Linked DNA regions of Homo sapiens: region 2 is linked to region 1. The links are chromatin loops, found by intact Hi-C in ENCODE. Cell type or tissue: HCT116. All regions are shown on one strand. Links, peaks and the distances in the headings refer to the core of each region. The heading gives the core; the rest is flanking DNA. Region 1 overlaps CDNF (cerebral dopamine neurotrophic factor). Region 2 has its middle 13 kb from the start of MIR4293.

Region 1 (16,301 bases), core at 2,998-10,997:
TTTACTAAGGCTTGTGTATTCCCATTGCAATGCTCTATTCCCAAAACAAACATCTTTTTTTAGAGAGCCTTTCTCTGTTTACTATTTAGGTTGATACTGGCAAAGGGAAAAAAGTATGTATCAGTTGCAGGATCCTTGACCTAGGCCTTTGCTACTCAAAGCGTGGTCCTGGAAGGGTAGTGTGGACATCACCTGGCAGCTCATTAGCAATGCAGAATCTCAGGCCCCACCCCAGACCCACTGAATCAGAACCCCTACTTTAACAAGACTGCCTCTACGCCCAGTTTTTGTTTTTACTTTTCAGCTATTTATTTTTTATTTCAATAACTTTTGGAGTACAAGTGGTTTTTGGTTACACGGATGAATTGTACAGTGGTGAAGTTTGAGATTTTGGCTCACCTGTCACCAGGTAGCATACATTGTACCCAATATGTAGTTTTTTATCCCTTACCTTCCTCCCACTCTCCCTGCTTCTGAATCGCCAATGGCCATTATACCTCTCTTTATGTCTCTGCTTACCCTATAGCTTAGCTCCCACTTATAAGTGAGAACATAGAGGTTTGTACATACAGATTTAGTCTTCCATTCCTGAGTTACTTCACTTAGAATAATAGCCTCCACTTCCATCCAAGTTGCTGCAAAAGAATGATTTTGTTCTTTTTGATGGCTAAGTAGTATTCCATGCTGTATTATGTTTGTTATGCCTGATAACATAAACACATTTTCTTTTTTTTTTTTTTTTTTTGAGACAGAGTCTTGCGCTGTTGCCCAGGCTGAGGTGCAGTGGCGCAATCTCAGCTCACTGCAAGCTCCGCCTCCCGGGTTAACGCCATTCTCTTGCCTCAGCCTCCCGAGTAGCTGGGACTACAGGCGCCCACCACCACGCCCAGCTAATTTTTTGTATCTTTAGTAGAGACAGGGTTTCACCATATTAGCCAGGATGGTCTCGATCTCCTGACCTCGTGATCCGCCCGCCTCGGCCTCCCAAAGTGCTGGGATTACAGGCGTGAGCCACTGCGCCCGGCCAAACACATTTTCTTTATCCACTTACCAGTTGATGGGCACTTAGGTTGGTTCCATATCTTTGCAATTGTGAATTGTGCTGTGATAAACACCATATGTGCAGTTTGAGAAGCACTGATGTAAATTCTCTTTAAAACAAACAAACAAACAAAAAAACAGACTAGATCGGACACAGTGGCTCATGCCTGTAATCCCAGCACTTTGGGAGGATGAGGCAGGTGGATCGCTTGAGGTCAGGAGTTTGAGACCACCCTGGCCAACATAGTGAAACCCGATCTCTACTAAAAATACAAAAATTAGCCAGGTGTGGTGGTGCACGCCTGTAATCCCAGCTACTGGGGAGGCTAAGGCAGGAGAGTCAGTTGTACCTGGGAGTCAAAGGTTGCAGTGAACTGAGATAGCGCCATTGCATACCAGCCTGGGTGACAGAGTGAGACTCTGTCCAAAAAGAAAGAAAAAAAAAAAAAACAGACTAAACACCATGGATACAAATGACTGGCTGAGCACTGTTTCTATTACCTCAATTTGTATCCTGAAGAAAAGACATAGAAATGCGACCCGATTTTGAGGTCAGACACCAAACATAATATTTTCAAACAACACATTTCTTGATAGGTTCAAAATGCAAAAATAAAAACAGATATAAAGGTTATAAGAAGTTTAGAAAAGAAAACTCTGGAGAGGCCGGGCATCGTGGCTCACACCTGTAATCCCAGCACTTTGGGAGGCTGAGGTGGGTGGATCGCTTGAGGCCAGGAGTTCAAGACCAGCCTGGCCAACATGGCAAAACCCCGTCTCTACTAAAAATACAAAAAAATTAGCTGGGCATAGTGGTGGGCGCCTGTAATCCCAGCTACTCGGAAGGGTGAGGCAGAAGAATCACTTGAACACAAGAGGCTGAGTTTGCAGTAAGCTAAGATTGTGCCACTGCATTCCAGCCTGGGCAACAGAGCGAGACTGTCTCAAAGAAACAAAAACAACCAAAAACAAACTTTGGTTTTTTTGAAGATATAATTCAAAATAAAGTAGATGCTTTACAAATGATAATCGAGCTGCCAAAATTCAGAAACAATAATTACTTTGACCATTCATTACACCACAGCTTTGTATTCTCACCTTTCAGTTACATCATATATATATTTCCTTAGGAACCACTAACTCTCTGACATATCAGCTTCCCAGCTGAAAATGCATTTACCTCTGCAGCATTTAGAATTAAAAATTATGTTTTCGATGTATATTTTCAGTCTGAAAATGTCTCCTCCACTCCCTGAAAACAACCCCAGCCAGTAAATGCAATTCTTTGAATAAATAAGGTGGGCTTTTTTGTTTGTTTTTTCATATATTCTGGCAGGGTCTTGCTCTGTTGCCCAGGCTGGAGTGCAGTGGCAGGATCACAGCTCACTACAGACTCCACCTCCTGGGCTCAAGCAGTCCTCCCACCTCAGCCTCCCGAGTAGCTGGGACTACAGGTACACACTATCATGCGCAGCTAATTTTAAAATTTTTGGTGGAGACGGAACCTCACTCTGTTGCTCAGGCTGATCTCTAACTCCTAGACTCAGGCAATCCTCCCGCCTCAGCCTCTTGAAGTGCTGGGATTACAGGTGTGAGCCACTGTGCCTAGCAAACAAGGTGTGTTGAATTAATTAATTTTAGTTAATTTCCAAATAATTTTTCTACAGCAGTTTTTAAAGATATTATGTACATACAATAAAATGCCCAGATCTTAATTATCCTACCAGATGACAATGTTATTAACCCATGTAATCCCCATGTCAATCAAGATATAGGACATTCCCATCACTCCAGAAAGTTCCAAGGAAATGTTTTTTCAGTATTCCCCAGCTGTACCTGCCACACAGAGGCGGACACTTCTACTGTGGGTTTCTTATTCTTATGTGGCCAGAAAATGGAACCAAAGATGATTTTACAACCGAAAGCTGATAAAATAGCATTAACAATGGTAAAGTTCCAAGTTGCCTATGAGTGTTTTTAATATGCTTTAATCTTCCATCAAAAACTTGTCTGATATGTGACTGTAAGGAATGAAAAAGACCTTGAGCTTGGTTCAATTAACAATGTAAATGTTGATATAATTGCCAAACATTGGCTATACTTATACGGTTTCTTGATCTCTCTATTTTCTTTAAGTAGGTTTAAGTGGGTTTTCTTCCAATGGGAAAAACGAGTACTCCTGCCTGACCATTTCTGATACCAAAGAGAGCTACAATATAGAGTGAAAACAGAAAATTCACTTGAAAAAAACTTTTGATTCTGTATTTGGGATTGAAGTTGTGCATTAGATAAGCTGACTGTTGTGTCTTTTGTTTTAGTCCAATATATTTTAAAATTGCATCCAGAGAGGAGTCTCTGAATGCCTTCTTCTTTCTTGGAATCAATTTACTCCATCAATTTGTCAGTAGGTCACTTTTAGGAGACAGGCAATGAAAACTGGCATAGTCATTCCAAGAAACTTATGAGAAAGGAACTTTTAGCTTTTGGTACACTGCAAATGTAAGTTATCAGTAGTATTAGTTTCACTCATAAACCCACGTAACAAAATTCTGAGGAATAATACCAACACAAAAAGCATGAGACCAAATATGATGCATTCCCAGTTATCCTTAATCAACATGTCCATATCCTAGAGAGTCACTTTTCTCTCTAATTACAAGTCACAAATGTGCTGGCATTGGAGATCAGAGCTCTGTTTTGGGGTGTGTCGCTGCATACTTGGGGGCCAGCTCTTGAATGAGATTCACATAGTCAGTTTTTTCTGCACAGGCCCTGCACTCCTCCCCCCAGCTATGCAGGATCTGCTTCAGCTCTGCCACTCTCATCTTCCGCAGGTCAACTGATGCCAAGTCCAGTGTTTTTTCTAAATGGCAAAAAGGAAAAAAGCCAATTACAAAATAAATGGAAAAAAAATCCCTATGAATCACTTCAAAAGGCATATAGTTTGCTTATCTTGGTGCTGACTACCCTATGATCCAAGGCAGGGAAGAATTCCAGTTTCCATGGAAACCAAGACACACCCAAGGAAAATGTGGTACAGCAGCCCTCTCTATCAGTGGGTTCTGCATCTGCAGATTCAACCAACAGCAGATCAAAAATATTCTAAACAAATTAAAGATAACACTACAACAATTAAAAAATACAAACAGGGCTGGGCACGGTGGCTCATGCCTGTAATCTCAGCACTTTGGGAGGCTGAGGCGGGAGGATTGCCTGAGGTCAGGAATTCGAGACCAGCCTGGCCAACATGGTGAAACCACACCTCTACTAAAAAAAGAAACAAAAAATTAGCCGGGCATGGCGGTGGCATGCCTGTAATCCCAGCTACTTGGGAGGCTGCGGCGGGAGAATTTCTGGAACTTGGGAGATGGAGGTTGCAGTGAGCCGAGATCACGCCATGCACTCCAGCCTGGGAAACAGATTGAGACTCTGTCTCAAAAAAAAAATACAAACAATACAGTATAACAACTATTTACAATGATATGGTTTGGATTTGTGTCTCCACTCAAATCTCACGAGGAATTGTAATCCCCGCTGTTGGAGGAGGGGCCTGTTGGAAGGTGATTGGATCATGGGGGTGGACTTCACCCTAGCTTTTCTCATGATAGTGAGTGAGTTCATGAGGGATCTGGTTGTTTCAAAGTGTAGCACCTCCCCCTTTGCGCTCTTCCTCTTGCTGCAGTCACGTAAGACATGCCTCTTCCTCTTTGCCTTCTGCCATGATTCTAAGTTTCCTGAGGCCTCCCCAGCCATGCTTCCTGTACAGCCTGTGGAGCTGTGAGCCAATTAAACCTCTTTTCTTTATAAATTACCCAGTCTTAGATAGTTCTTTTTCTTTTTTTTTTTTGAGACGGAGTCTCGCTTAGCCACCCAGGCTGGAGTGCAGTGGCATGATCTCTGCTCACTGCAACCACCATCTCCCTGGTTCAAGCGATTCTCCTGTCTCAGCCTCCCAAGTAGCTGGGATTACAGGCACCCACCATCATGCCCGGCTAATTTTTGTATTTTAGTAGAGACAGGGTTTCGCCATGTTGGCAAAGCTGATCTTGAACTTCTCACCTCAGCTGATCCGCCTGCCACGGCCTCCCAAAGTGCTGGAATTACAGGCGTGAGCCACCGCGCCTGGCCAATAGTTCTTTACAGCAATGCGGGAACAGACTAATACAAATAGCATTTTCATTGTATTAAGTATTATAAGTAATCTAGAGATGATTTAGAGTATACAGGAGGGAAGATGCACATGGGTTATATGCAAACACTTAAGCATCAGGATTTTAGTGTCTGAGTATGGTCCCAGAACCCCTCCTGCACAGGTACTGAAGGACAACAGTGTATACAAAGTTATTGGGATAATTTGTGTTTTTAATTTGACTTTCTTTCCAAGAGATTATACTTGCTTCAAAACTAAGGGCCTATGTAGTGCCACAATGTTTACTACCATTTGGAGCATTCTCAAGATCAGTATTCCTAAAACAAATAGCACTGTATCCAAATTGCTGCTGTTAAGGTAACAAGAAGGAAACTCATATATAAAAGGCAATCGGTTCCTTTGGGATGGCCTTGGTTTGCGGCCAACTTGAAACCCATAGATTGTAATTAACCAGCAAAAAGTTATGGTTCACTTTTTCTAGGAAGATGTATCTTCGGCAAAGCAAATGAGCACATACACATGACAAAGCACTATTGGGTTTTAAATAAAAATGTAAAGAAATGCAAACACGTGAATAAAATTAGGAATATTCTCGCTGAACCTTAATTGTTTGGGATCTCTGTTTTGAAACTCACCTGATGCCCAGCCCCTACTGGGATTAGGTTGCTAAATTATCACAGCAGGTACAGCCCTTTGTGTTATTCCCACTTCTCCAATGCTAGGGCTTTGGTGCCAGCCAACCTGGCTTCTAAAATTCTTGCCAATGATACTTGTCACCAACATCTAACCTCCTCTAGCAAGACTACTATTTCGCTGTTTATAGATTATGTGCAGAAAATATCAAGAACTCAGCTACTTCTCAATTGCTGAAAAGATTGAAAAAAAGCCCAAAATACAAAAAATAATAAGCTCATCTGTAATATACCAATAATTATAATTTTCCTATCAGAAAGAGGTACTTTTCCTCTTTCAAAAGAAAGTCTAGAGGGGCATGGGGGCACACACCTGTAATCCCAGCATCTCAGGAGGCTGAGGCAGGAGAATCTCTTGAACCCAGGAGGCTGAGGTTGCAGTAAGCAGAGATCATGCCACTGCACTCCAGCATGGGCAACAGAGTGAGACTGTCAAAAAAAAAAAAAGTGTCTTTTGCCCCTCCCCGCTTGTCCGGTGTTCACTTTGATAATGAATACAACATTTAAGTTTATTTATTAAACAACTAGTGGCAGCCTAGAATTTTTACAGCTTGACTTCTCTTGAAAGTTCTTTCTCTTTTTTACCTCTGAGTAGTAGAACACAACATTTAAAAACATTAAAAACCTAATATTTGTCAAATTATTTGTCAAAACCTTCCGGTAACTCTGTTCTAATTTAAAAGCTGGATGTTAAAAGACTTTTGTATTTAGAGGGTCAGCTATACACTGTGCTCCAGAAAACCCTTAAATTTTTATAGTGATTCCCTATCCTTTTTAAACACAAAGCAAGCAAATGAAAACATTCTTTCAGGTCAAAAACCAAATGGCACCTTCCTAATTGAAAACATACTCCAACTCCACACTTATCTTGCTTGTTAATTTCATGGCTGATCTGACAGAATACTTTTTAAAGTAGAAACTTGCATAGCCCAAATTATTAATCTCCCACAGCACAAAGGTCCCTGTTTAATCTTATCTTTCCTGCTAACAATAGCTGGGGAGGATAATTAAGAACTATTAGTCTATTCAAGATAAGAGGCTGAAGGAGAAAAATACATTTTTTTGTAAATGTCAGTAGTTTCTTTGAGTTTTTCTAGAGAACTTGGTATCTGGCATTAATTTTAAAAAGAGGAAAACCTCTGTGATGCCCCAAAACTCCAAAGTAAAGGTCCACACAAAGATTAAAACTAGTTCATAGCTCCCCAAGGGCCTCTAGTGGCCAGCATCGCCAAAACATTAGGTAGTCATTTCGTCTCAATAATATCTGATTTTTCTATTGTTTAAGGAGCCCTGTAAGATCCCTAGGATATAGGAGAAGGTATTCACAACAAATTTGTTGAATTTAAAAAATCAAAAGAGGTTTGTGATATTGGCTTTTATTTATTTTTATTTTATCTATTTATTTTTCAGATGGGGTTTCACTCTGCCACTCAGGCTGGAGTACAGTGAAAAAAATCACAGCTCACCAGAGCCTTGACCTCCCAGGCTCAGGTGATCCTCCCACCTCAGTCTCCTGAGTAGTTAGGACTATAGGCGCTCAACACCACACCTGGCTAATTTTTGTATTTTTGTAGAGACAGGGTTTCACCATGTTGCCCAGGTTGGTCTTGAACTCCTGGGCTCAAATGATCCTCCTTTCTTGGCCTCCCAAAGTGCTGAGGTTACAAGTGTGAGCTGCCGCGCCCGGCCAAGTTTGTGAATATTGTTTATATGGACTCAGTGATTTCTGCCCCTATTTCATGGCTTGGAAGCCAATAAAAAAGGGATGCCTACTCTAATAACTACCCTGGAAGTTAGGGCTTGTGCTTTGCAAGTTAAGAAATAGGTTGTCTGTGGTAACTTTCAACCTTAAACCTACTTAAAGCTAGCTATGTGGCTATGGTGCATAGGACTATTACACGGCTGTGTTGGAAAATAAGACTAAAATAACTTAGAGGTGGATGCTAATTACTTAGGTAGTTGACAGTACTACACTGGGTATGTAATGCATGCAAAACAATGACTTAAGCAAAAGGAATGAGTGGGATTTCAGGTGTCAAGGATAGGCTGAGGAAGGAATTCCACATCCTTTTATGATACCCACTCAATCTACCCAAATGTCTAGCCCAGATACAAATCATGATAAAAGATCTATCCATGTGAAATGTATGGGGCCAAGGATAACATTTTAAAATAGGACATCTCCTGGCCGGGCATGGTGGCTTACGCCTGTCATCCTAGCACTTTGAGAGGACAAGGCAGGTGGATCACCTGAGGTCAGGAGTTCAAGACCAGCCTGGCCAACATGGTGAAACCTCGTCTCTAATAAAAATACAAAAATTAGCCAGGCGTGGTGGTGCATGCCTGTAATCCCAGCTACTCGGGAGGCTCCGGCAGGAGAATCGCTTGAACCCACGAGGCAGAGATTGCAGTGAGCCAAGATCGCACCACTGCACTCCAGCCTGGGTGATAGAGCGAGACTTCCCCTCAAAAAAAAAAAAAAAAAAAAAAGGACATCTCCTTCCTTTTCTTGCTGTTTGTTTTGGGCACCCTCTGATAAGCTATTTTACCAGGAAAAACCTGACTTGATGTGAATAACCAATTTCCCAAAATTTAAAGCTGGCAGAATGGTAGCTCTGCCTAGGAAGGAAGTCATAGTCATCTTTACATCTTCAAAGTCCTTGTATCATCTTTGAATAGGTACTAGTTTTGTTTTAATAGATTACCAAGATCCAAATCACCAGGAGTAGCTGCTCTCTCTATATGTTGAGATTTTCCTTGACATACGTATCTGGCTTTGCCTTGGTGTGTTAGGAGTCTAAACTCTGTGATTTCAGTGGCAATTTTTTTTTTTTAAGACAGAGTCTTGCTCTATCACCCAGGCTGGAGTGCAGTGGCGGGATCTGGGCTCATTGCAACCTCTGCCTCCCGGGTTCAAGCGATTCTCCTGCCTCAGCCTCCCGAGTAGGTGGGACTATAGCTGCCCGCCACCACACCCGGCTAATTTTTTTGTATTTTTTTAGTAGAGACAGGGTTTACCATATTGGCCAGGCTGGTACTTGAACTCCTGACCTTGCGATCCGCCCGTCTCGGCCTCCCAAAGTGCTGGGATGAAAGGCCTGAGCCACCGCGCCAGGCCTCATTGGCAATTTTAACCTAATGCTGATTATGCCTGTACTATTTATTTGTCTTCCCTCAACGAAACTCAAATGCCCATAGGTACCATTCATCAGCCAAGCAACTTATTGATGAGTGGTGAATTTCTTTCCTTTTAACACTGAATTTTTAGAAGACATGGCCCCAACTTTAGAGGTTTGGGAATCCATTGGACCTACTGGGAAAAACACGGGGCTGTGTTATACCATATTTCAGCTCACAGATCTGGCTATCCAACTTCTTCAGCTTCTCACAAATCTTCATTGCAGGCATATGCACACTCATTGGGCGAGTGACTTCACTTAGGATCTTTGTGGCTGCGTCTTTTGTGGCTCCTAGATAATAGCACTGAAGGAAAATGAAGAGAATTGAGTGTTCCAGACAATGAAGACATTCAGTATCATTCCAGTAATGAAGGAATACAGTATCAAGAAGAAAGAGGTAGGCTGGACATGGTGGCTCACGCCTGTAATCCCAGCACTTTGGGAGGTTGAGGAGGGCAGATCATTTGAGGTCAGGAGTTCTAGACCAGCCTGGTCAACATGGTGAAACCCCATCTCTACTAAAACTACAAAAATTAGCCAGGTGTGCTTGCTTGAACCAAGGAGGTGGAGGTTGCAGTGAGCCAAGATCATGCCAGGGCACTCCAGCCTGGGTGACAGAGTGAGACTCCATCTCAAAAAAAAAGAAGAAGAAGAAAAGAAGAAGAAGGAGAAGAAGAAGCAGCAGAAGAAGCAGAAGCAGAAGAAGAAGAAGGAGAAGAAGAAGAAGAAGAAGAAGAAGAAGAAGAAGAAGAAGAAGAAGAAGAAGAAGAAGAAGAAGAAGCAGCAGCAGCAGCAGCAGCAGCAGCAGAAGCAGGAGAAGGAGAAGGAGAAGGAGAAGAAGAAGAAGAAGCAGAAGCAGCAGCAGAAGCAGAAGCAGCAGAAGAAGAAGAAGAAGAAGAAGAAGCAGAAGCAGAAGCAGCAGCAGAAGAAGCATAAGAAGCAGTAGAAGAAGCAGCAGAAGAAGCAGTAGAAGCAGCAGAAGCAGCAGCAGAAGAAGCAGCAGAAGTGGAGGAATCAGAAGCAGCAGAAGCAGAAGCAGCAGAAGCAGAAGAAGAGCAGCAGCAGAAGAAGAAGCAGAAGAAGCAGCAGCAGCAGCAGAAGCAGCAGAAGCAGCAGAAGAAAGAAGCAGAAGAAGCAGAAGAAGAAAGAAGCAGAAGAAGAAGAAAAAGAAGAAGAAGAAGAAGAAAAAGAAGCAGCAGAAGCAGCAGAAGCAGAAGAAGAAGAAAGAAGAAGAGAGGTTAACCTGCTGACTAAGCCACCAGGAAACAAGTGACTCCATTCTCGTGATCATCCTAATTAGATGTGCCCTACAATTCACATGGTGTTAAAAGACTAATGAGAAGAGCTGACACTAAGTGTTTTCTCTGTGCCAGGTGCTGCTCTCAGTGCTTTAAAGGTATTAACTTATTTATGTCTCACAACAATCCTGTGAAATAAGTACTATTAGTATCTGTATTTTATACCCAAGCCAACTGAAGGTCCCCAGATCTAGCAATAGAAGAGACAGAATTATAAAACCCAGCACTTTGGCTCTAGAGCCCATGTCTTTTCCCATCAGGCAATTCTGACATTCAAGCTCCCTGACTTCAAAATTTTACATTTAAAAATATAAACGTTGGCTGGGCACAGTGGCTCACACCTGTAATCCCAGCACTTTGGGAGGCCAAGGCGGGTGAATCACTTGAGCTCAGGAGTTCGAGATCAGCCTGGGCTACAAGGCCAAACCCCGTCTCTACAAAAAAAAAAAAAAAAAAAAAAAAATCCAAAAATTATCTGGGCATGGTGGCATGTGCCTTAGTCCCAGATACTTGGGAAGCTGAGGTGGAAGGATCACTTGAACCTGGGAGGTTGAGGTTCCAGTGAGGAAAGATCACTGGGACGCCAGCCTGGGTGACAGAGGGAGACCCTGTCTCAAAAAAATATAGATAGATAGACCTTAATGATACGGATAAATGGCATGAGCTTTACAACATGGCCATGGTGAACAGCCAACATGCAGATGTAACTGACAATCTGACAATTTTAGGGAAAAAGGAATTGGCCCCAAATTGTCTTAAGTGATATAAAACAGTATATTGAAACAAGCCATATGTGTATGCCCAGGAAACACCATATTAATGTGATTAGAAGAAAATATAAATACTTTATTAATTATGTATAAATAATAATGTAAAATATTTTGATAAGTTTGATTAATTGTCTTGGTAAGAAATGGAAAGCCCACCCACTCTTAGGATGCTAAATTCTTATTGGGAATTCAGTTTCATAATTTCATTTAAGAAAACGTAGAATTGGGCTGGGCATGGTAGCTCATTCTTGTAATCCCAGCACTTTGGGAGGCTGAGGTGGGTGGATCACCTGAGGTCAGGAGTTCAAGACCACCCTGGCCAACATGGTGAATCCCTGTCTCTACTAAAAATACATAATTAGCAGGGTGTGGTGGTGCACACCCGTAATCCTAGCTACTCGGGAGGCTAAGGCACAAGAATGCTTTGAACCCAGGAGGCAGAGGTTGCAGTGAGCTGAGATGATGATACTGCACTCTAGCCTGGGCAACAGAGCAAGACTCTGTCTCAGAAAAAGAAAAAAGAAAACATAGAATTGGTTATCTGTGGTGTACTCAGAAAGTAAAGTAACACTGGAAATATTCTGGATGAAAACACGCAGAACTACATGTCACTGGAAGATGGATTTCTGCTTGCTGCGTGCTCTAAAATGGACATACTTGAGGCAAACATGTAAGTAGGAGGACTTCACGTCTAAGAAATGAAACTATTAGCAGTATTCTTCAAGCACATGGGGAAAATGAAAGGTGAAATTTACTATACCAGGCGGTTTTCTTTTCCTTTGGTGTCCAAGCAAAAACTGATCAATTCTTTCTCTATAGTGTCCAGCGAAAAGTTAACTCCTCTGTCTATCAGTGACTTGTAGAATCGGTTCAAGAATTCTTTACATACTGGAAGGAACAAATAAATATGTCTGCATGCACAACTTAACCACTACCACACCTATGCATATGACCCACTAACCACATTTAAAAGTCTATATGGGGCTGGGCATGGTGGCTTACCCCTGTAATCCTAGCACTTTGAGAGGCTGAGGTGGGCAGATCACAAGGTCAGGATATCGAGACCATCCCGGCCAACATGGTGAAATCCTCTCTCTACTAAAATACAAAAAATTAGCCAGGCATGGTGGCGCGTGCCTATAGTCCCAGCTACTCAGGAGGCTGAGGCAGGAGAATCACTTGAACCCAGCAGGTGGAGATTGCAGTGAGCCGAGATCTTACCACTGCACTCCAGCCTGGCGACAGAGCAAGACTCCATCTCACACACAAAAAAAGAAACGTCCATATGAGTCAATGCTTCATGACAGTGGATTCCAATGCTAAGTAAGAATGATTTGGGGGCCAGGCATGGTGGCTCACACCTGTAATCCCAGCACTTTGGGAGGCAGAAGCAGAAAGATCACTTGAGCCCAGGAGTTTGGAGCCAGTCTGGACCACATAGTGAGACCTTGTCTCTACTAAAAAAAAAACACAAAAAAACAAAAACAAAAAAACACCAGGCATGATGGTGAATGCCTGTCGTGTCAGCTACTCGAGAGGCTGAGGTGGGAGGGTCACTTAAGCCCGGCAGATGGAGGCTGCAGTGAGCTATGATCAAGCCACTGCACTGCAGCCTGGGTGACAGAGTGAGACCCTGTCTCAAGAAAATTAAAAATATAAATAAAAAGAATGATTTCAGGCCTGTTGCTATTAGTTTAGTATTGGGCCTAAATGCAGTGGACACATTGTAACAGCATATTGAATCAATCAATCATTGGAACGAAGTTCTACCTAAAATGATAACTTTTCCACAAAATTTGGCTAACCCTAAAATAAAATAGGCTATCATCTTGGGACAGCATAATTGTAAGCACAGAGAAAAACCTGAATAAGAATCCTGAATGAAGCCCCTTGGTGATCTGCATAAGTCTTTATTTCCATCGTTATGAGCCTAAAGTGAAATCAGGCTGGGCATAGTGGATCACACCTGTAATCCCAACACTTTGCAAGGCCAAGGCGAGAGGATCTCTTGAGGCCAGGAGTTTGAGACCTGCCTGGGCAACACAGTAAGACTCTGTCTCTGCACACACCTGTGGTCCCAGCTACTGAGGAGGCTAAAATGGGAGGCTTGTTAGGTCATTTCTTCTAGTTCCTTATATCTTGAAGATACTTTCAAGCTTGTTTTTTATATCTTTAAACACACTAAACTTAATTATGATCTGTGTGTGAAAATTTCAATATCTGAAGTCTTCAGAGTTTTTTTTGTTTGTTTGTTTGTTTTTTAAGACGAAGTCTCGCTCTGTTCACCCAGGCTTAAGTGCAATGGCGCAATCTCAACTCTCTGCAACCTCTGCCTCCCTGGCTCAAGTGATTCTCCTGCCTCAGCCCCCCAAGTAGCTGCGATTACAGGCGCTCGCCACCACACCCTGCTAATTTTTATATTTTCAGTAGATACGAGGTTTCACCATGTTGGCCAGGCTGGTCTCAAACTCCTGACCTCAAGTGATCTGCCCATCTCGGCCTCCCAAAGCGCTGGGATTACAGCCACTGCATCAGGCCCAGAGTACGTTTCTATTTGTTGTTGTTTCTATAGGTTCTTGTTCCTGGTGCCTCGTTTCTTTGTGTGCTTGCTTATTTTGCGCCACACGATACTCATACGTCTCAAAACTTATTTGTGAAGATTGTTTGAAGCCTGAGATGAAGGAGCATTATTTCCAGTAAGGATTTGTATTTGTATTTCTCAGGGACTAAGGGCAACTAGCCAGGCACTGCTTTAAACTAAATATATAGCTTGAAGTTTTTGGGCCCCGATGTGAATTTTGGCTGCAAATACAAGTGAGGGACGTTTTGTTGTTATCATTTCTCAGAGATATATATTTTTTCTTTTTTCTACTTTGCTCAGTGTCAAGGTAAATTTCCTTATAGTCCCCTATGGGTAGGGATGGGTTCGGTTTATGTTCTATGTTTCTTTAAACATAAAAAAACATAACTTCTATGCCTGATTATTCCAATACCTGAAGCCACTGCAGGGGTGTGCCTCTTCTGTTTTTTGTTCCAGCTGGCTCTCACTTATGTGCCCTTCTTCCCTAGGGGTTCATGACTTTTCTAAGTGGCAGCTCTATTTCTTAGAACTTTAACTGTATGAATTCTTTGAGGACTAGGTTGAATGTGGGTTCCTGTAAGTAAGACTCACATTTGCTGGCTGGGCACGGTGGCTTATGCCTGTAATCCCAGCACTTTGGGAGGCCAAGGTGAGTGGATCACCTGAGGTCAGGAGTTCGAGACCAGCCTGGCCAATATGATGAAACCCCGTCTCTACTAAAAATACAAAAATTAGCCAGGAGTGGTGGCAGGTGCCTGTAATCCCAGCTACTTGGGAGGCTGAGGCAGGAGAAATGCTTGAACCCGGGAGGCGGAGGTTGCAGTGAGCCGAGATCACACCATTATACTCCAGTCTGGGCGACAAGAGTGAAACTCCGTCTCAAAAAACAAAACAAGACAAAAACAAAAACAAGACTCACATTTGCTGATTCCTGAGGGTATGATCTACTTAAAATCACTTTCAACTAAATTATCAGTTCGAGATGTTTCAGATCATCCTAGTAGTGTGAATGGGGCCTTTGACCCCTACCTATGTGCACGAGCTTGTAATTATGAGTTATCAAGAAAGTTTTGTTTTTCCTTTTATCAGTAAAAATGTTCAAGTGAAACCATTTCTTTTAGTCTCTAAAGATGGAAATAGGTTGTAGTTACTTTCAGTTCACCCTTTATAATGAAGGGCTAGGTCTTTGGGGCCCTGAATTAGTTGGTAGAGGATCTGCTCTCACTCTCCTAACTTGGAAATGCCTGGGACTTGTGTTTATTTAGCCAAAACCATGAAAACTTCAGTTCAGATCACCTGGCTAACAAATGCTCCCAGGTAAAGCCAGCTTCAGTGCTCCCTTCAACCCCCTGGACTCCCACTTCCACTCTGTGGTTGGCTTCTGGGTATGCCTTCCCAACTCATACTTTACAATATTTTCACATTTTTATTTTATCCAGTATTTTCAGTTGCTTTTAGATGACTGGCCAATCATGTCATCTTTTAGAGCTTAAAGTCATATATATATATATATATACACACACATATATATACTGTATATACATATATATAAAATACATATATACACATATATAATACATATATACACACACACACACACACATATATATATATATATTTTTTTTCAAGATGGAGTCTCGCTCTGTTGCCTAGGCTAGAGTGCAGTGGTGTGATCTCGGCTCAATGCAACCTCCACCTTCTGAGGTTCAAGCAATTCTCCTGCCTCAGACTCCTGAGTAGCTGGGACTAATGGCGTGTGCCACCACACCCAGCTAAGTTTTTGTATTTTTAGTAGAGACAGGGTTTCACCATGTTGGCCAGGACGGTCTCGATCTCCTCACCTGGTGATCTGCCCACCTCGGCTTCCCAAAGTGCTGGGATTACAGGTGTGAGCCACCGTGCCTAGCCCATATATTTTTATTTCTAATGCTATCAACATGAACAGAATACTAAACATAATAGCCAGTTATTCATGTTTTTAACAAATATTTACTAAGCGACTAGTAAGTGCAAAACAGTATTCTAGGTTCCTAAGATTCAGTAATGAAGAAAACAAAGAACTTGCCCTTGAGAGTTACATCCGATAGAAGTAAAGGTATACGTAGCAAAGAAGAAAAATAAACATGGTAAGGAGGATGGAGGGTGACAAGGTAATAGTACGATTCTTAATGGATTGGTTAGGAAAGATCTCTTAGATAAAGTGATATTCAAGCAGACACCTGAAGGAAGTGGAAGAACAATTTAAGTGGATGACTTGAGGAAGAACTCCGCAGGCAGAAGGAACAGCAAGTACCAAGGCTCAAATGCAGGAGTGTCCTTGGTGGCTTCAAGGAACAGCCAGAAGGCCAGTGTGGCTAAAGTAGAGGGAGCAAGAGGGAGGTGTGTAGCAAATGAGATCAAATAGGCAGCAGCATGCTGGGGCATCCAGGGCCTTTCAAGCTTGGTAAGGTCTCTGGATGTCACTCTGAGAAGGGAAGCCATTTAAGGTTTTGAGTAGAGAAGAGTTATGGTCCGACATGATTCATAAAGGATGTCTCTGAAGGCTGTCTGAAGAATGGATTACAAGGAAGCAGAAAAGAAAGCAGGGAGA
Region 2 (16,301 bases), core at 3,229-11,228, 430 kb before region 1:
GAGAGAGTGATAACAAGTGTGGGTAAAAATAAGTGTCCGTGGAAGAAGTGAGAAATTTGAGGGAAGCAGAGAGAAACCAGGAGAGAGACCTCGGAGGTTGCTTGCAGGGTCAGCAGCGTCAACATCACCTGGGAACTGGATGGAAACACAGATTCTGGGGCCCATCCCAAAGGGTTAATATGGCGGCACTCAGCTGCTATCCAGGACTTTTTCCTGTTCGTGGAGTCTTGGAAGAACACTCCTCTAGGGCTGGGGTTTCCAAGGTGTAGATCTCTCAAAGCTTTTCTTGAGAAATCCTGAAGCCAGTTATCGTCCTCAACTCTACATCAATGTCCCACCTCCATAGATCACCTGGAATTATTAGATTGGTGCAAACGTAATTGCGGTTTTTGCATCGTTGGAATTTGACATTTGATATTGGATACATTCTTAAATAAATGTGGTTATCTTATACATCATTTTAATGGGCATTTCTTGCTTTATGTTTTTTGGCTAATGACTTATTACTTGCTGTTTATTTTATGTTTATTTTAGACTGTGGAAATAATGTTAGACAAAAAGCAAATTCAAGTGCTTTTCTTATCCGAGTTCAAAATGGGTTGTAAAGCAGCGGCGACAACTTGCGACATCAACAATGTATTTGGCCTACTGTACTAAAAAACATATAGTGCAGTGGTGGTTCAAGAAGTTTTGCAAAGACGAGGAGAGCCTTGAAGATGAGGAGTGTCGTGGCCAGCCATCGGAAGTTGACAAAGACCAATTGAGAGCAATCGCAGAAGCTGATCCTCTTACAACTACATGAGAAGTTGCTGATAACTCAACGACAACCATTCTACAGTCATTGGGCATTTGAAGCAAATTGGAAAGATGAAAAAGCTCAGTAAGTGGGTGCCTCATGAGCTGAGCAAAAATCAAAAAAATTATTGTTTCAAAGTGTCATCTTTTCTTATTCTACACAACAGCAAGGAGTCAATTCTTGATCAGATTTGTGACAGGCAAGAAAAGTGGATCTTATATGACAACCAGTGACAACCAGCTCAGTGGCTGGACCAAGAAGAAGCTGCAAAGCACTTCCCAAAGGCAATCTTGCACCAAAACAAGGTCGTGGTCACTGTTTGGTGGTCTACTGCTGGCCTGATCCACTACAGCTCTCTGAATCCCAGTGAAACCATTATATCTGAGAAGGATGCCCAGCAAATCAATGAGATGCGCTGAAAACCTCAATGCCTGCAGCCGGCATTGGCCAACAGAAACAGCCCAATTCTTCCCCAGGACAAAGCCCAACCACATGTCCCACAACCAGTGCTTCAAAAATTGAACAAATTGGACTACAAAGTTTTACCTCATCTGCCATATTCACACGACCTCTCACCTACCAACTACCACTTCTTCAGACACTTTGACAACTTTTTGCAGGGAAAACGCTTCCATAACCAGCAGGATGCAGAAAATGCTTTCCAACAGTTCATCAAATCCCAAAGCATGGATTTTTATGCTACAGGAATAAACAAACTCATTTCTCATTGGCAAAAATGTGTTGATTGTAATGGTCCCTATTTTTATTAATAAAGATGTTTGTGAACCTAGTTATAATGATTTAAAATTCATGGTTCAAAACCGCAATTACTTTTGCACCAACATGGAGGGAAGGTCCTCTATTTTGGCCTCAGGGCCTATTGTCAGCAGAGTCTTCCTCCCACAAACACTACCCATCCTACTCCCTTCCCAGCGACTTCACCACCTTTGTGGAAAAGGCTCATCTGTAGAACTATGAATCTAGTACTTTCCAAATGAGTTACACAGACACTGAAAACAGGTTAGGAGATAACTCATCTCTAGATGTTTTGTGGTTCCTTGGTTTCAATTATCAAAGCACTGAAATGGAAAGGAATAGTCACACCCAGGCAAATTTGCTTTGAAAAGCCACAAGAGTTGTTGTTGCTGACTTAAGTCTCAATCATGCCCTTAATGAAAGTGGAATCTAGACATAAGAGAGGAATAATGCCTTTAGGTTGAAAGTTTCCTCCTCCAGGAAGCCCTCCATCTCAATCAAGTTCTCCAGTTTTAATCTTTCATTACACTTTCCTTTATAACACTTATTGCAACTGGAAAATATGCGTGTACATATAGTTATTTGCTTAATTTCAGTTCTTTCACTCAACCGTATGGTCTGTGGAGGTAAAAACCTTTTGTATCTTTTTCACCTCTGTATCCTTGGGACCTGCCAGTGTGCAGTGCCTATTGGACACTTAGGAAATATTTGCTGGAGGGATAAGTATCTAAGAAGTACTTTGTAATTATGAAATAACTCTGAGACTTTGTACTTCCATATCTTTCCGAAAAGAAAACTGGGTCTGTAGAAGAGTTGTGGCCAAGAGCAGCAAACAGGCCAGTGAAGGGGTCAGGGCCCTGAGAGCTTTGGGCTCATTTTATCCATGACAGCTCTCAACATGGCTCAAAAAGCCCGAGGGCCAACATTCACCTGGCATGAAAGGGAAGGAAAGTGATTCTGAGGGAAGAAACCTTCTAGGTGTGGCTGACCCATAACCAACAAGGAGATGAGAAAAAACTATAGAAGTTGAATTTTTTTTAAAGGCTAGTGTTTATAGTGAGATTTTCCAAAGATAAATTAAGGAACTGATGTGTTCCTGAACTAGGTCTAACCAGGGTCAATTCCCAAAAGAGTCTCTTAAGTATTTATTTGATCTCATTTCCACAGTTGAGTGGACAACTCTTGCCCATCACTCTTCCTTCTATGCAGTGTTGCTAATGATTCCTCCTACTCCACTTCTTCAAGAACCTTCTCAACAGAAGACGCCAGAGGAGGGGGCCTAAGAAGATACATAGCAGGAAGTCCCCAGCAAACCATTTATCTATTTTCTCCACAGATCTACAATCCCAAATTGTTCAGCTGGAAACACTAGTAGGCTACGTCGCTTGCCCTAAATAAGCTTTGCAGAAATGAACAGATGGAGGAAAATTTCAAAGCAGCATGTGGGCGTTTCAGGCCCAAATCCCATTAACAGATAACAGGATTTATAACAGCAGTTCCCACGCAAAGCTTTGGAAATTTTGAATTTGTGTGTAATAGATTGGGCTCCCTCTCCCCTAAATTATCTGCACGTTGTTCCTGCATCTGGGCAGGGCCCCTTTCTCCAAGCTAAGGAGCCCACATTGTCAGCTAAGAAGTGTGTGTGGTGGCTCACACCTGTACTCCCAGCACTTTGGGAGGTCAAGACAGGCCGATCACTTGAGGTCAGCAGTTCAAGACCAGCCTGGCCAACATGGTGAAACCCCATCTCTACTAAAAATACAAAAATTAGCCGGGTGTGGTGGCGCACACCTGTAATCCTAGCTACCCAGGAGGCTGAGGCAGGAGAATTGCTTGAACCTGGGAGGAGGCGGAGGTTGCAATGAGCTGAGAAGGTGCCACTGTACTCCAGCCTGGGCGACAGAGTGAGACTCTGCCTCCAAAAAAAAAAAAAAAGAAGCAGGAATGGGGCACAGGCCCACAGGTGGCAGCACCAAGTGGTCTTGTTTATATTTCTTTTTTTTTTTTTTTTTGAGGAGTCTTGCTCTGCAATGGCGCAATCTCGGCTCATGGCAACCTCTGCCTCCCAGGTTCCAGTGATTCTCCTGCCTCAGCCTCCCGAGTAGCTGGGACTACAGGTGCGTGCCACCACACCTGGCTACTTTTTAAATTTTTTTTTGTATTTTTAGTAGAGACGGGGTTTCACCATGTTAGCCAGGATGGTCTCGATCTCCTGACCTCATGATCCGCCCATCTCGGCCTCCCAAATATATTGCTTCTTAATTCTCTCCTTCTCCCACAGAAGAGTTGCGACAAGTTCTGGAAGGGTGGTGGATGGGTTGTGGCAAACTGGAATTTTGATTCAAAGCAAAGACAACTAGATTCATTGCTGTCAGGAACCCAAAGCACATGGCTGCCTGTCTCAACAAAACAAGAGAACCTAGACCCCAAGTTAATGTCAGCAAATTGGGATGCACCTCCTGGCACTATCACAAAGGTATTGACACAGTGACTGAAACAGGGGGATCCCTCAGAAGCAGTCTGGAAAGAACTTCTCATAGCTACTCAGAAGTAGATGTAAGAAACTCCAAGCATTCCTTGATGAGATGGGGAAGATTTGTGGGTTGGACTCCCACAGGGAGCTATTGACTGGATGCCATTGTTAGTGAGATCCATAGTTGCTTTATGTTCCCCTTCAGTATGATAGGGGTGTGAAAACCCGAATTACCCTATTAGGACTAGAGTAGAAAGGAAAGTTCTTAATAAGGTCATTGACTACCCTGAAACTGTTTTAACACTTAAGGATAAAAATCCGTAAACAGCAGCAGCTCAAGGTTGAAGAAAGTCTGTAAGTTTTCCCCCGCTCCAGCAACTGACCTGGGTGCAGGTCTCCTAGTTTCATGCATGTCCCATTGAATCACTGTCCTCCAGAAATGCAGAGACACATGAAACAGCTTTATGACCAATTCAAGTGGCCACAGAATACAGTATCAGTGAGTTGGGGTCCCAGGCACATCTTATAACCCAGGCAAAATAGCATCCACACTATCCAGTGATATGCAAATACTTCCAACCTATTTCTGCTTTGACTTCCACAAGGAAGCCTTCCTGACTTCCCTGGCTCCCTCTCAAATGCGCCCATGACATCCAGTTCTTCTTTACTGCATTTCCCCTGCCTGTCATTAGGCATGTAATGAGTTTCCATTACATGCTTAATGTCTGTCTTCTTTGCTAGATTGTGAGAGTGGAAAACATGTCTATTTGTCTCACCATTTTAACCCCAGAGCTTAGAAAGTATATGTTAACTAACTCCTGACTAATGGCCTAGAATACTTCGGGCATTATTTAATAAACAAAGAACTGAGTGAATAAATGACTGAATCGGTTAATCAATAGCATTCAATAAGGTGGGGGGGATTTTATAACATTCCTTCAAATAGGGGAGCATACGGCATGAAGAGTTATAACACAAAGTGCTAGTCATATACCATAAGATCAAAATCACTATTAAGAGTACTTGGTTGGGCTGGATAGGGACGTTGACCTTCAAAAGATTCAGTGAGAACCCTTGGTTGAAGGAGATAAACTAAAACCTCAACTTCAATGGTTATCAGATGCACATTTCTCCAATCTGGTGTATTTCCAGCCACACCCAGGCAAGCAAGGAGTATCTTGATATATCTGCTTTACTAAACCAGATCCCCTAAGAAAATTATGGTATCATTTATAGAGATGATCACTTTTGGGTAACCAGATAGGCATTATTCAAGAACTCAGAATGTACACTCAAAATCACGTACATGACACTGAATCCTAGAGGATTCAGTACCACAGGAATCCTAGAGGAGTCTTTGCTCACTTTACCCACTTCTCTTGAACATATACATATACATATACACTATTTACTAGGCTATATTTATGCTGACTATCTAGAACATGGTAGTCCTAAGTGTGTCAGGTGATTATAGAAAATGCCCTATATTCATTACATAACTTTGGCTGCCTACTTTTATTTATGTGAAATGAATCAGACTCCTAGTTGAATACAGATGGACTAATGGCCCACCACATATATTAATCTTATTGAGTTCAGTGAGGCTTTTGTGTCTGATTTAAGAGGGAGTATATGCATTTTCTCAGTCCCTGAAATCTGATCAACAGCAGTCATAAGACCAGATATCAAAGTGTTGGGTTCTGGAAGTATAGCATGCTCATGTAAGCTTAAGAACAAAGTTTGACAGACCTCATTTTAGACTATGTGAGCTTTCTGGTTGTGATGGTTAATTTTTTGTGTCAACTTGACTGGGCCAAGGGATGCCCAGATAGCTGGTAAAATTATTATTATTATTTCTGCATGTATGTTTTCAGAAGAGGTTAGCATTTGAATTGGCAGGCTGAGTAAAGATCACCTCACCAATGTGACAAGCGTCATCCAATCTATTGAGGCCAGAAGAGAATTTTAAAAATGGAGGAAGGACAAATTTGCTTTTTTTTTTTTTTTTAAGAGATGAGGTCTTGCTTTGTTGCCCAGGCAGGCTGGTCTGGAACCACCGGCCTCAAGTGATCCTCCTGCCTCGGATTCCCAAAGTGCTGGGATTATAAGTGTGAGCCACTGTGCCCAGCCATCTCTCAAGCTGAATGAGACATGCATCTTCTCCTGCCCACAGACATTAGAGCTCCTGGTTCTTTGGCCTTTGGACTCTGAAATACAACATGAGTGGCCTCCAGTTTCTTAGGTCTTTGGACTCAGACTGACAGTTGCACCATTGGCTGCCCTGGTTCTCAAGTCTTCAGACTCGGACTGAATCACCCCATCAGCTCCTCCGGGTCTTCAGTTTGAAGACGGCATATCATGGGACTTTGTGGCCTCCATCATTATGTGAAGGAACTCCCATAATCAATCTATCTATCTATCTATCTCTCTATCTATCTATCTATCTATCTATCTATCTATCTATCTATCTCCTTCTCCCCTGCCCCTTTTCCCCACACCCAAAGGTGTCTTCCTTTGGCTGAAGGTTGTTGTACAATTGTATTCTATTGACCACCAAATATGAGCACTGCTTAATTTAACTTTTCTCAATTTTTTGAGATTAGGAAGTGCTTAGTCCTGCACTTTGAGTTTCTGTTTTTGTTTTTTCTGAGATGAAGTCTCACTCTGTTGTCCAGGCTGAAGGGCAGTGTTGAGATCTCAGCTCATTGCAACCTCTGCCTCCCAGGTTCAAGCCATTCTCGTGCCTCAGCCTCCTGAGTAGCTGGGATTACAGGCACGTGGCACCACTCCCGGATCAGTTTTGTATTTTTAGTAGAAATGAAGTTTCACCATGTTGGCCAGGCTGGCCTCAAACTCCTGACCTCAAGTGATCCACCCACCTTTGCCTCCCGAAGTGTTAGGATTAGAGCGTGAGCTACTGCACCCAACCACTTTGAGTTCTTGAACTCATTTTACAAACAAAGTTTATTTTATTTCAAGATTTGACCCTATCAAAGCCATTATAACCTTATTTTTTCTAGTTTTTACTAAGACTACTATAATATGATTCTAAGTTTATCATTTTTTATTTTCACAGGGGTCAACCAATCTTAATTTGGGAAAATAAAGGAAACACAGTAATATTTATACTCCAAGGGCTATAGGACTATTTATGGCTCTTATTTTTAATATAGGTACAATATTGTCTTTTTAATGACTTAACCCTCTTAGCATGACTTTGTGGAAAGCTCTTGTATTTTCATATGGTGTTATGAGAGCTGAGACAAGGGACCGTGGACTATGAAATGCTTTGTTGGAATGGGAGGAGTAGGGAGAGGGCGAATGTATTAGGCTATGCGTTTAACATGCCCCTGGACCTTACTCAATGCACTGCTGTGCTATAAGGTACAGGCTGGGTTGTTCCCTGTCTCTCTATGAGAGCAGAATTCTAAACATGACTTTGTTCCTATCACTATTAGGTTGGTGCCATTACTTCTAGTGGCAAAAACTGCAATTACTTTTGCACCAACCTAATATCATCTACGATGTCTAGATTTTCCATCATTCTGTTCCTTAACAGTGCCATGCCTAGGAAAATGGGTACAGTGAGCCCCCCTTTCTTTACTCTCCCCATCTCTGACAGCCCCACAGCCCCTCTCCTGATTCATCCCACCAATTGTTCAGTGCCTTATTCTTTCACTTTTTTTTTTTTTTTTTTTTTTTTTTTTTTGAGACTGAGCCTTGCTTGCTCTGTCACGCAGGCTGGAGTGCAATGGCATGATCTCGGCTCACTGCAATCTCCGCTTCCTGGGTTCAAGCAATTCTCCCTCTCTCAGCCTCCCAAGTAGCTGCATTTACAGGTGCCTGCCATCATGCCTGGCTAATTTTTGTATTTTTAGTAGTGTTGGAGTTTCACTGTGTTGGCCAGGCTGGTCTCAAACTCCTGACCTCAGGTGATCCGCCCTCCTCGGCCTCCCAAAGCGCTGGAATTACAGGAATGTACGCAGCCCTTTCTTTCACTTTTTGAGCTCTCCAACAAAATCTAACCTCAGGAAGTGATCTGACAAACTCATGCACATTTAGGCATTTATGTCTGAAAAGAGACCAATTGGCGACCCCTTCCAGGAACACCTGCTTGCCAATAAAATAACACGTTTAAGCCAGAAGAATTATTTTCTGTTGGCAAAATTTCAGGACTCATTGACCTAGTGGCCATGAGGGGAATCACACTTTAGGAGGCCCCATATTCTACGGCCTTTCTGTTGAATGCCTGGTATCCATTTCCCCCACCACTCCAGGTCACAGTTTTATTAGTTGTTTCTGCTCTGAAATTCCCTCTCTGATCCAGAGCACACCAACTTCTGGTATCATAAGAAGAATAGGGTGTAAAAGTCAGCTCCAAACATTTCTGGGACTCTAATTACAGTACAGTCAGGCCCAGAACTGATGGTATCCATGGTCCATCTAATTCTGGAAAGGAGTTAAAGGCCTGGGTCTGGGGGAAATTGTGACTGTAAAAAGAAAAGCATCAGAAGCTCACAAAATGCGATTGTCATCTTAAAGGTTAGGGGCCAAATAAATTAAGACATCTCATGGGGAGTTGTAATCCCCGTCAATATGACAGTGATTAAAAAAATGGCTGCTACTAACCACATGCAGCGTGGTTTAAATCTGACTCATCTGCTAGGCATCCCATCCTAATCAAAAGCTATTCAGGGGCTGGAAGGCAACCATCAAGCTCCAGCAGCAACGTGCCAGGGCCCACAGCTGCACAGCTGAAAATGTCACGCCAGGGGCTGGCTGCCTCCCTTGCCCTGAACATTGCATCCCGCCTGCTGAGTGGGGGCTGGCGGAGCGGCCCAGCCAGCTGTGTCTGATGTCGCAGTTGTCCATGGGTTTCACCTTCCTTTTTCCTTGACCCATGGAGTTTGGGGAAAAAAAAAAAAAAAAAAAAAGCTGCAAAGTCAAACAATGAAGAGACCAGAGAATTGAAGTCCATTTCCTTCCCAAACCAAATAATGTCCTCTCCTGCAGGGATTCTAGCAAACCTTCTGGTTCATTTTTCTCAAGGTGTGCAATTGAACCTTCTTTTCTCTATCTAAGGCATTAAGTCAAGGTTGCTCTGTTTATTAGTACTCGGAAGCAGGTACTATAAAGAAGAGAAAATCAGTGGTGAAACAAAGGGAGTATATTTAATTTTTAAAATTTTAAAACAAACCATCTTTGAGGGCAATTGCATTCCTTAAGAACATGGGAATTCAAAGTGGCCCCTAGCCTCTGCATGTCTAGAATTTCATAATTAGGAAAGGGGGGTTCTGAAGAAAGCATCAATGATGTATTGAGCACCTAGCATGCCCAAGAGACCAGCGCAGGTCTTACGTCTATAAACAGAGACTTGAGGTGCCCTGAGATTTACTCAAAATCACAGAGTTAATCACTTGTATCACTAGGTTTACAACCTAGGTTCTCTTACTCTCTTTTCAGGATTTTCTACCATATCACGTTGGCTTTTCCAAGAATTTTTAGATCTGGCAAAAAGGAAAAGAAATACAAAAAAATAAAAACTAATGCATAGTATTACATAAAATATGCCTCGTGGTCTCAGAAAGACATACTTCGGGTGTTCGTACTTATTTGTGGAAACTTCAAATTAAAACAGTTGAACTCATGGAGATAGAGAGAATGATGGTTACCAGAGGCTGGGAAGGTTAGTGAGGTGGTGGGATAGTAGGTGGAGCATGGTTAATAGGTACAAATAAATAGTTAGAAATAATGAGTAATATCTAGTATTTGATAGAACAATAGGGTAACTATAGTCAATATGAATTTAATTGTACTTTTTTTTTTTTTGAGACAGAGTCTCACTCTGTTGTCACGCTGGAGTGCAGTGGTGCAATCTCAGCTCACTGCAACCTGTGCCTCCTGGTTCAAGCAATTCTCATACCTCAGCCTCCCGAGTAGCTGGGACTACAAGTCCCCGCCACCATGCCCAGCTAATTTTTTTTGTATTTTTAGTAGAGACAGGGTTTCACCATGTTGGCCGGGATGGTCTTGACCTCCTGACCTCATGATCCACCCGCCTCAGCCTCCCAAAGTGCTGGGATTAGAGGCACCAGCCACCACGTCCGGCCAATTTTTCATTTTTAAATAGCTAAAAGAGTATAATTGGATTGTTTATAATACAAAGGATAAATGCCTGAGGCTATGGATCTCCATTCACCCTGATATGATTATTATGCATTGCATGACTGTATCCAAATATCTCAGGTATCCCAGAAATATATACACTGTGTACCCACAAAATTAATAGTAAAAATATTGAAAAATAAAATATGCTCCATGAACAGTATGGTTAATAAAAACCAAAGAAAGTCACTAGAAAACAAAAAGTTGGTGAGAGGCTAAAATGGTGGGAGAAGAATTCAAAGAGGATATAGGACATAACTTGTAGCTTGAGAATATATGGACTAAGTAGAGTGGACAAGAAGAAGTAGATAATTCCAGTATATAAGAATATGATTACAGTGGTTTTGAGGGGGAAAGAAATGGTTTGGGTCATTCTGGTTGTAAAAGGCAACTTGCAGGAGAATAACGTGAGAAATCAAACAGAAGTCAGATAATAGAGGCTAGAAATGTAGATTTCACCGTGTAGAAAATGGGAAGTCACAAAGTGTTTTGTATGGGAGAAATGCATAGAAACTTTCAGGTTGGGAGTGGAGACTCATGTCCATAATTCCAGCACTTTGGGAGGCCAAGGCAGGAGGATCGCTTAAGCCCAGAAGTTTGAGACCAGCCTGGGCAATATAGTGAGATCCCATCTCTACAAAACTTCATTGGCGTGGTAGCACATGCCTGTAGTCCTAGCTACTTGAAAGGCTGAGGTGGACAAAACTTCGTTGGCGTGCTAGCACATGCCTGTAGTCCTAGCTACTTGAAAGCCTGAGGTGGGAGGATCGCTCGAGCCCAGGAAGTTGAAATCCATTGAAAGCCTCATTATTCTTCTCTAGAAACTCCATGATTCTATGGCCTGTGAAACAAAATTAGGGTAGAGAAAGGACTAGAAGTGTGGCTAGCACCTGGACATTCCCTCCTTAAATCTAGCACAAGGTGATGAGGTTGTGAGCTAAGGTGGAGGTGGTGGAAAGGAAAGGAAGGGTTGAGTGACAAAGTGCATTGAGAAAAGACAGTCATCAGGTTTGGTAAGGCTAAACATGGATCATATCTATCGGTCGGGTGGTTGATATTACCATTGCCCTCATTCCAGTCTCTGCCTTGCCACTAATTATCTAGTGCGACTTTGAATTAGTCCATTGAGCTCCAAGAAAAGGTTTTATGAGTCATCAGTAATCATTGAGATTCATGCATTTTTTAAATTCCATTAAATTTCCTAGGAGCAACATCTCTTCACCCACAACATCTTCACTTAGCTAAACATGAAATTGTCTTGGTTGAAATGAGAAAATTAAAGTTATTATTAATAACTATTAGCATCTATAATTGGAGGCACTCTCTTACATTTCACAATCTAATCAATTGCTATGTTCCTCTCTTCAGTCCATCAGCATCTCCTGGTCCCTCCTCCTTTCTCACCAGCCTCAACTCCATGGCTGATCATCTGAGCTTCTCTGCAGTCTTGCACCCAATTCTCTTGCACCTAGTTCCTCCTGTCCACTTACCTACCAAGACCTCATTCTTACATTAGTACTATGTTCTACCTTCTCTGCTTCTGAACACAAAAGAAAGAAAGCTTATAATAGGGAAAATTGCATAGTGTGTCTACAAAGTCCTAGTCTACATCTGAAAAGGATTCTTAGTCTTTTACTCACTGCTGGCCAGCTCCCTTTTCCCTCAATGACAATTCCAAACTATCTCTCTTCCACTAACAAACTTGACAATGTCCACTGCCATCTTCCTCCTGAAACTGTCCATTTCTGTGATGTTGCCTCTCCTGGTTCTGCCAGACTCTCCTCTCCATCTATGGCTCCTCTGTCTGCACTAGCTCCAAAATTTGGTGTTTTGTCCTCAACTCGTTACCCCTGTCTTGAATGAGCTCATAATCCCATTGTTTTAAATACCACATAGATATTGTGTTGGGCAGAACAGGGTCCCCTCCCAAAAATCTGTGTCCTTCCTGGAGCCTCAGAACGTGAACTGATTTGTAAATGGGGTCTCTCAAGATATAATTCGTTATGGTGAGGTCATGTGGAATAGCATGGGCCCTAATCCAGTATGACTAGAGTCTCCATAAGAGGAGAAGAGACACAGGGACAGACATGGGGAGAATGCCTTTTGAAGATAGCGGCAGAGATGGGAGTGATAGGTCTACAAGCTAGTGGACTCCAAGGACTGTGGGCAGCCATCAGAAGCCAGGAGGGAAACATGGAGCAGATTCTCCCTAGAGCTTCCTGTGGGAACCAACTCTGATGACACCTTGATTTCAGACTTCTGGCCTCCAGAAACAGTGACAGAATAAATTTCTATTGCTTTAAGTAACCCAGTCTATGGTTCTCCGTAATAGCAGCCACTGGAAACCAATACACATGCTGATGACTTGCAAATAGATACCACCAGCTTCGCCTCCTCCCCAAGCCCCAAACTCATGTTTCCAATTCCTGTTTCCACCTGGCCTGTCTTCCTGGATTTCCTCACTGAGGACCGCAGCAGAAATCGTGCTCTTCCCTTCAAACTCCGCTCCTCCCTGTACTTACCACCACTCTTCTATGCTGGAGATATAGAAGGCATTTTTTGGTCTCTCCTCTCTCACAATCCCAGTAACTAAGTCCAGGTCTTGATCCTCTGTTGACTGAGTTTCTGCAAAATCTTCCTTCACTGATCTCCTGCTCGATTTCCACCCTCCAGTCTCTTCTACACAACCAAGAGTGTGTCTTCTAAAAGGCAAATCTCTCTATAAATGCTTAAAATACTTACAAACACTGAAAGGTTTTCTATCCATTAAGAGCCATGCTCTGTGCTTAGCATGGTGTACAGGGCTCCCAGAATCTGCCCTGCCCAGCTCTGTGGACTCATCACACAGTCCCTCCTCCCTCTCCATGCTCAGAGAATCCTGTGTTGCCTCCAGGACCCCATATTTGTTGATTGCCCCCATGCCTGTGCTCCTGTGGCCAGTCTTCTTTTCCTCTTCCTATCCCCTCCCTCCATAGCATCTTTCATGTATGACTTGACTTATTCTTTCAGATCTGACTCAGTGTCACCTCCCTCAGGAAGCCTGCCCTGATACACCACTCACCCCCTCTCTCCCTGCACCCCAACCCTAAGCACGTTGCATGCTTCCTCTCTGCACTTCTAATCCTTTGAGAATAGCTCAAGGTTCATACTCACCATATTGTATTGTATCTTTTTTTAAATTTTAAATAAAAACTTTACTTAAATTCTGGTATACATGTGCAGAACGTGCAGGTTTGTTACATAGGTATACATGTGCCATGGTGGTTTGCTGCACCCATCAACCCATCATGCACTAGGTATTTGTCATAATGCTCTCCTTCCCCTTGTCCCCAACCCCCCGACAGGCCCCAGTGTATGATATTCCCCTCTCTGTGTCCATGTGTTCTCACTGTTCAACTCCCACTTATGAGTGAGAACATGCAGTGTTTGGTTTTCTGTTCCTGTGTTAGTTTGCTGAGAATAATGGTTTCCATCTTCATCCATGTCCCTGCAAAGAACATGAACTTGTTCTTTTTATGGCTGCATAGTATTCCATGGTGTCTATGTGCCACATTTCCTTTATCCGTTCTGCCATTGATGGGCATTTGGGTTGGTTTCAAGTTTTTGATCAACATATGTGTTCCTCCCTAGACTATTGGCTTTATGAGGACAGGAAAAATGTCCTGGCATGTAGTATATGGTAGCACCAGGGACACCACAGGCTCTCGATCAGTGTTTGTTGAATGAATGAATGAATGAATGGAGAATGAATGAATGAGGGTCTACCTTCTTTACCAGTCACAATCCATGTTTCTTTTTGATCCGTTGAATGATAACTCTTTCTAGTCTCATTTATCTCTTTCTACCACTTGTGCCCCTCTACGTACCAGAGAATAGGGCAGCTTAGGAAAAAGTTCAACCAAAGCCAAATCGATGGCTTTAATTCCTTCTACTTTTGTTCCATTTCCAATACCCACCTCTCATCTCCATAATGGCCAGCTGAGATGTGTTAAACGGTGGCCCCGAGAAAGATTTGTCCATGTCTTAGAACTGTGAATGTGACCTCATTTGGAAAAAAACATCTTTGCAGATATAACTAAGTTAAGGACCTCAGGAGGAGATCAGAGATGAGATCCTGCGTTATCTGGGTGGGTCCTAAATCCAATGATAAGTGTCCTCACAAGAGAGACACAGGGGAGAGACACATGGAGAAGTGGGGAAGGTCACATGGAGATGGGGACAGAGGGTGGGCTGATGAGGGAATAAGACAAGAAGCTGGAGGAGGCAAAGAACCATCCTCCTCTTGACTCTTTGGAGGGGCCATGGCCCAGGTGACACCTTGACTTTGGACTTTTTGCCTCCCAAACTGTGCAAGAATAAATATCTATTGTTTAAACCCACCAATTTGGGGGTAATTTGTTACAACAGGCCTAAAAGATAAATACCCTGGCTCTCTTAGAACTGCATGCCATTGCCTGCAAGAAACCACCATTAAGGACCTAGGAAATCTCTGAGTGTCTCTATTCCTGGATAAACAATTCTGAGCAAACATTGGGTCAATAATAAAAATAGGTAATTTTTATTAGTACAACAACAAGAATAGTTTAGGTGTACTGAGCTCTTACCAAGTGCCAGGTAGAGTCCTAATCATTTCACATCTAGTAACTCATTAATCCTCCTGACAACCCTAAGAGACCATTACTGCTATTATCTCCATTTTGCAAACAAGCAAACTGAGCTAGGAGAGGTTTTATCACTTTCCCAGGCTCTCACAGAAACGAGCAGCAGGTACCACTCAGCCACGTCTTCGCATAAGGCACAGTTGAGCGCAGAAGAGTAAGCACCCGCTCTGAGCCTGAGGCCCTGATGCTAGTTCCAGATGTCCTTGGGCGGGTTGCCTGACCTCTCTGAGCTGGACTGAAGCTCTGGCTCATCTCCCCAGTTCTGTCATTCTGGGGTCTCTCAAATCTGTCCTAGCTCTAGACTGCCATGATTTGCAAACCAGGTTATTCCTATTAATGGTGGCTTTCTTTTACATTCGCACAGCGCTCTCCTGCCAGAATCTAGACACCTGGTCTGCTTTGCCATTCAGTCAGGGAAAATAACCAGAAATGCAACAGAATCAGCAGATTCCCAGAGCCATACTGAGGGGTGGTGAGGAATGTGCCTCATATTTTAAAATGTCCTCTTCCTCCTGCAGCCAGGCCTCACTGACAAAGCAGGCCTCAGGGCTGCCAGGGAACCAAGCTGCCTCTCGTTCTTATATCTAAATTTAATTTAACCATAGTGTTACCCTACATGTCAACAGTTCAGGACAAATTGATGGATTCCAGTTTAACTATTTAGCTGTGCCAGTGGTAATGTGTGCAACCATGCATTAAATTAAAAATGACACTTGGAAATATGTATATCCGGGACCTCAGTTCCGTGCACCAAATAGGAAAAAGATTTAAAATGCTGTCTAGTGGAGGATTACCACTGAAGAAGCATGAATCTCATTACCGCAGGCTGCACAGAACACATTTGCAAAGCTCCGTTTAAAAGCTCTCTGATGGTAGCAGCCTGGTTATCTGGCTGGATAAACATGACATTTCCTTTCCATAATAGAAAGCCCAGTTGCTGCCAAAGCAAAGATGTTGTCAGGGTCCTCAATGTCCTCACACCCACCTTGATTCCTGGGCACCCTCACTCAGCTTATGTGTCACCCATGCCAACTGTCTTCTCCTACCAAGACCGCAGTCCTACCCTTCACACAGATGTTCATGAACGTATCCACAGACAAATCACTAGAAAATTATAGTCGTTATCATTTATTAAGTACCTACTATGTGCTAGCCATATTGCCAGACACTTCTTACAGTATCTCATTTAACAGTCCTATGAAGTCACTGTTATTAATTCATTTTGGCATATACAGAAATTGATGCTCAGAGAGGTGAAGTACCTTTTTCAAGATTGCACAGCGATGCAGGGCAGAGCCAAGGCCTGTCTAATTCCAAAGCTTGGTCTCTTTAACCATAGGTAGCAGTGCCACTGGAACCATCACTCCTAAAAATGCCCAGTTAACTGAGCTTCTGTTCATATTTTGCATTCATCCATGAAATCAAATGAGCCTAAGGTACATCCTAGGTA

What was found. Hi-C counts contacts between places; a loop is a spot of excess contacts. Peaks named below come from ENCODE experiments on the same cell type or tissue, not always from the same donor. Only the 100,000 strongest peaks of a DNase experiment are listed, where the experiment ranks them.
Region 2: a loop joins it to region 1, with 3 times the contacts of the local background. A loop is called at or near these places in 2 of 110 quality-filtered maps.

What each region holds. Positions count from the first base shown.
Region 1 is chr10:14,816,255-14,832,555 of GRCh38, forward strand. CDNF (cerebral dopamine neurotrophic factor) reads right to left here. Exons shown (of 4, transcript NM_001029954.3): 2 at 11,891-12,018; 3 at 9,225-9,366; 4 at 2,991-3,904. The coding sequence ends at 3,726. Among named protein-coding and RNA genes, the nearest start is that of CDNF, 14 kb to the right of the region's middle. In HCT116, for the core only: a CTCF peak has its summit at 7,099; a DNase peak (open chromatin) is centred at 7,107; H3K27me3 peaks cover 286 bases.
Region 2 is chr10:14,388,553-14,404,853 of GRCh38, forward strand. No RefSeq gene overlaps it. Among named protein-coding and RNA genes, the nearest start is that of MIR4293, 13 kb to the left of the region's middle. In HCT116, for the core only: CTCF peaks have their summits at 3,504 (motif pointing right) and 8,196; DNase peaks (open chromatin) are centred at 8,246 and 8,676; H3K27me3 peaks cover 1,553 bases.